Linked DNA regions of Homo sapiens: region 2 is linked to region 1. The links are chromatin contacts, found by Hi-C in ENCODE. All regions are on one chromosome and are shown on one strand. Each heading gives the region's core, a stretch centred on a gene start or an enhancer-like site at or near the end of the contact. The rest is flanking DNA. Distances are from core to core; before and after follow the strand shown. Region 1 overlaps HDAC9 (histone deacetylase 9). Region 2 has its middle 140 kb from the start of HDAC9.

Region 1 (2,673 bases), core at 109-2,608:
CAGTGGTGCAAGTACAACACAAGCACTCAAATAGGAAGAATTTTTCCTCAAGTTCTACTGGGAGATAGCCAAAACCTCTCCACAGGCTGATTCCTTTCCTCTTTTTATTTGCTCATTTTCAAAGGTAAAGACTGAAGAGTAAGCACCACATTAATGACCCCATATATCCCCTGAGATGAGCAATGTCCTAATACTACTTATGTCAAATATATACAGGCACATCTACTTTTTAAATAGAGCTCACCCTATCAAAATTATATTTCCGTAGGCTCTGACTCTTTAAAGAGTTAAGAGTAAAGACTTCTTGGACAAACGTTGCATTGTGAAGTGCACATTCCTACTCCACATTTTTAATCACAACTGGAAGAGTCCCATGTAATTGAATAAAAATTCACTAGACATAAAGAAAAGTAATCCTAATTACATTTTATCTTGGTTTCACAAAACTCACAGTGCATATGTTATTGGTCATAATATATTTCCCTAAGCCCCGCAATTGCTAAAAATACCGAATCAATCACGACCCAGATTGCGTCATGAAGTGTGTGAACTAGTGCATTAAAAGGCCGTGTTAGCACCAACAAAGTTTATTGGGGTAACTGCATTCAAGACGCACATGGCGTACCTTTAAATAGCACTGTTAAAATACCAAATAAAATGTCAACGTCTGTCAGGTCTCTAGCTTTTATAAATTGTTTAGACTGGGAAACGCTGGGGTTTGGACATTGTTCTTTTCATACGATGTAGAAAAGAAGAGACCATAAAAAGAAAAGAACAATAAAGCATAGCTCATTTTTTAAGTTCTTTCATGGAAAAACACACTCTGGATCATTACCCTTCTAATCAACAATTTCCTTCCTCCTCCCAATCCTTCCCGTCTGGTATTTACCTTTCTCTGCCTCCCTCTCTCTGGGTGGTATTCTGAGCTTATACACACTTCTCAGTAATCATATTTTTAAAATTGCCTCAAAAGAGAATCTCAGGATGGCATGACAGACATGTATATACTAAAGGTATTTTTTACCTGAACCATAGCTTTGCTTATTATCTCTGTGCTCTTACATGCACACCGGTGGGCCCTGACTGCAGAGTGTTCTCAGGCAGAAGAAGGCCCTGAGAGCAGGATGAGCTGCTCCCTGCCTACAGATGAGTTATTATCACACCTTAGTGGCCATCTCTACCCTCTTCCTTCTGCCCTTCCTTTTATTACCACGCCACACTCCCCGCAATTCCCACATAACAACATCTCTGTTTCAGTTTCTTCTCTGGATTTCCCACACTTAATGCAACCCGGACCTCACCTTCAGCTCTCCTGAGGCCACTTTGGAAGCCAGCTCGATGACACAGCCAACAGCCATGCGTGCAGCACCGGACGAGTGTAGCTCATTCCAAATGGTGTCACTGTCCACCTGAGCAAACAGTCAGCAGAGTCCGAAGACAGAAGAAGAAAGCGAAAGAGAAGGAAGAGATGAAAGGGGTAAAAGGGGAAGAGGTCGCAGGGGAAGAGGGACAGAGAGAGAAAGCAAATCTGTGAGGAAGGGCTGGCAGGGTAACAGCCTATGTACAATAACATTAGTCTTCCGTCTTGGCCAGCTGAAAAGGCCTTCTGGACATGGCTTTGCTTATACTTTTTCTCTACACTGACTTCTCCAATGGAAACACATTCCTGCCATGCCTCACTGCCATTCCCTGTTTAGATTTCTCATTACAAACAGCATTACATAGGCCGGATCTGGCTTAGTTACAGGCCTGCTAGAAACCAGGCCCCAGTAGTAGATAGAGTAAAAACTAAGAGCACTTAGTTATACATAAAAATCGGATTTGCAAGTGCTAGAGGGGGAAAATTCAAATACCTTTCTGACTGCAGGTTTACAGGGAGCCAAACACAATTATTAGGCAGGTAGCAGCAGCAGTCAGGGAGTAGAAAGTAGCAACCACAAGTCAGGTTCTCCAACTAAATGGAAGGAGTGTGTGGTCCTCACACTTAAAACAATAACAGCAAATTGCAAGGAGAAATGTGATGTTCAAAGTATAAGCTTAAGATTTCTAACTTTCAGTATAATTTGTCAGATTGTTTCAGTTCAAACTGGTATTGTTAAAATTGGATAAGCCAGTAAAATAGATGGTTGCTTATCTACTAGAGAACATTATTATCAAAACAAAGCATGTACCAATATTCTGGATTTCCCTTTATAAAATGCTGTTTACCCTTTTTCATGAATGCAATGAAAACACATAATAATGCATACATGAAAAGAGCAACAATGGTGGTTTATAATTATCATATGTTATATTTTTAATATATAAAATACTTCATAACATAAAAAAACAGTACCAGATGGTAGAAGTCTCTAATTTTAGGACACATAAGTTATTTGAAGCACCAGGAAATAGAATACAAAGTTTGTGACTGTAAATAGCAAGACTTCCCAAATGGATCAAAGGGGAGAAATTCTGCATAAAACAAAGCTTTTTTTTTTTTTTTTAAAAAAAAAAGAGAATTAAATGCAAGGGGCCTAATCACATGGAACAAATACAATAAATAATAACAACACACATTCACAGTGAACTAAGTAGTTTTCTAAGAATATTCACATGCCTTTTTCTCATGAGGTTCTTACACACTTAAATACTACCAAGAACAATGAATACAAAAATAATAAATGAGAACAG
Region 2 (2,673 bases), core at 130-2,629, 440 kb after region 1:
CCAAAGGTTATATATACTTACTGACCTTTTTTTTCTTAGAATTGATTTCAATCTGTAATTATGTATTGTTATTTTTTGTTTATATACTGTTTTGTCTGTCTCCTATACTGGCTATAATTCCACAAGGGCAGAAATTGTGTTTGTGTTCTCTCCCTTCTCCTTTATTTCTTTCTCTCAATAAACAACCAAACAAGGCCTAGCACACAATTAGCAAGCAATCAAAGTTTACTGAGGAAAAAAAAGGAGAACAGAGACGACAGAAGGAAAGAAAAAGTCAATTTAACTGCTAGGATCACCCAAATACGATTTTTTTAAATCACAGCTTAAAGGTCTGTTCAGGCATTTCTCATTGTTTCTTAATACTGATTGATGTCTACCCTTTTTCACATATATATTAGATTGGATATATAGGAAGAATGTCAGAAACGAAGTAACAATAAGACATAGTGAGGGGGACCTAAAACTGTTTCAGGCTCCTACACTAAAATCAACTCCAATAAATCCTATAAGATTCTATAAGATCCTAGAATGGTATAAATTTCCAGGTATTTTTAAAATTCAATGATCATAGGGAAAATGCCATTAATCGTGGGGATGAGAAGAGGTAAGGCATTTCTTAAAATGACTTTCAGTATATACCTTAATGCTAGTTAATTTACCTTTCCAACCCTTATTTGTTGGCTTCTACTGTACATAAACTAATAATAAATAATTAAATGAAAAGAACAACAATCAAAAAACACACCAGGATGCTTATGTCTTACAACTTTAAAAATTCTTATAGATTTTAAATCCTGCATCCCTAGTTATTCATACATTGAGGAGAACTCTACATTTATCTTTTGGCATAGCCGGATTCTTCCGATGCGATCTGAAGAACTTGTGTCAGGAATTCTTATGACAATCTCCTGGGCATCAACCCTCCCCCATGTGCAAATACCGGTTTTATTCATTAACTGACTATTGTCTTTACCTAAAAATCAAGCTCTCTAAAGGAAAAAGGTTGTGAAAGTTTCAACTGAAATTACTCCTATGTTCCCCTGTAGAGAGAGCTGAAAGATCTTTCAAGGACATTAAATAGCCAGAGGTGAAAGGGAGCAACTAACAGGAAGGAAGGGAGGATTCATTCGCAGGAGTCACTATAGGAAGGTCCTCCACTGTGAGGTCGTCAGGATGAACTAAAATTGGAGAGTTCATCTGAAACAACTGGGCATTCTTGATGCTTGGGAGTTACAAGTTTGTTGTCTTTAAAAAAAAAAAAAAAAAAAAAAAAAAACCTATGTGCTGCCCTCTAGAGGCTACAAAGAATAATGGCGCCACCTATTAAAAACTGAAAGGAAAAAGTACAGGCAGGAAGAATTTGTCTTTGCCAAATGTATGACCTAACGTGTTACATTTAGTGTCATACTTCAAATTAGAGAAGTAAATTAATATCATGTACGGGAAATTCTGAATTTGATGCAAATAATGATTCTGTCTGAAGACCCAATTCTGGATCTTCCTTTTTTTCTTTTTTAGTTTTTTTACATGCATTTTTAAAAATGACTTTACTAAGGTATATTTAGATACCATAAATTTGGTCATTTAAAGGGTACAATTCAATGATTTCAAAGTTCATTTAAACCAGATTGTACAATGATCACTATAATCCAATTTTGGAACATTTCAATCGCTTGCAGTAAGATCCCTCTAGCCAGTTTATGGCTAATACCCACCCATTCCTGCCCCAGCCCTTGGAAATCACGAGTCTACTTTGTTTATCTATAGATAGGCCTCTTTTGTTTTTAAAACAGAGAAGTTTAGAATTAAATGCTTCATAACATGACAAGGCAATTCCTCCTTTTTGTAGTGCTTTTCCTTCAAAATGTCCTGCCTTGATCAGTGTCACGAAATGGGGGTTAAATCCCTCACCAAACCAAACTCTGGGGAAAAGTACCTGTAAATGCCTAATTCTCAATGTCTCACACTCTGTATATTTAACCTTCCACAGATTTGAGGGTGATGTTAAATTTGTCTCTAATGTCTCTGAAAATTCACTCTGGGTATACTTTTAGCATGCAGTCCAACAGTCCATTTCAAAATAAGCTTTCACATCCCAAGGTTTTATAAAGGATTCATGGTTTAAATATCTGCCTTCATTAATTATGAGCAACCCATTTTTAACAGAATTTTTTTAATCCTAAATTATTCACTTCTTTAATAATGAACTTATTAAAAGTCTCCGTTTTGAATATCTGAAGAACATGCTAGTTCTGGTAGTATAAAGAGCCTATGTTGAAAATGAAGATTCCCAAGAACCCAGACTCTTGGAAGGTTAAGACCAGAGGCTCTAAACCATCCTTTGTGGTAAAAATCCAGCTCTTGAATTTCTGTGTAACCCTGAGAAGGGTACTTAATTTCTCTGTACATTGGTTTCCTCATGGACAAGTGGAGATAATAAGAGTTTTTATTTCATGTATAAAAATGGTGAGAAGTGTACTTGGAGCATAGCCCTTGGTGACTGTCTGCAATCAACATTATGTGAAAGTTATTTTACCAAGGATAATTATCATCACTTCTGTTTGAGAATAAAGACTGGATTTGTAACTGGTGGTAGAAAAAATGACTGACAATAAGCAGATTGAGGATCTGTAATTATTAATTTATCATTCCTTGTATCACATCCTCTATGGC

The links. A loop is a pair of places that touch in the nucleus more often than their neighbours do. Pooled maps may share reads with other maps.
Region 2: a loop to region 1 is called in a map with no recorded cell type, with 2.5 times the contacts of the local background. The contact joins two enhancer-like sites. A Hi-C loop is called at or near these places in 1 of 168 maps with a recorded cell type or tissue (A673), 1 of 37 single-sample maps with no recorded cell type and 3 of 50 pooled maps.

Annotation. Positions count from the first base shown.
Region 1 is chr7:18,792,081-18,794,753 of GRCh38, reverse strand. HDAC9 (histone deacetylase 9) reads right to left here. Exons shown (of 26, transcript NM_178425.4): 17 at 1,302-1,409. Among named protein-coding and RNA genes, the nearest start is that of HDAC9-AS1, 110 kb to the left of the region's middle. Within about 2 kb of position 1,358, at least 2 of the 41 ENCODE cell types and tissues checked have a DNase peak (open chromatin) inside an H3K27ac peak, as active enhancers do.
Region 2 is chr7:18,354,962-18,357,634 of GRCh38, reverse strand. It overlaps a transcript of HDAC9 not described here. Among named protein-coding and RNA genes, the nearest start is that of HDAC9, 140 kb to the left of the region's middle. Within about 2 kb of position 1,379, at least 3 of the 41 ENCODE cell types and tissues checked have a DNase peak (open chromatin) inside an H3K27ac peak, as active enhancers do.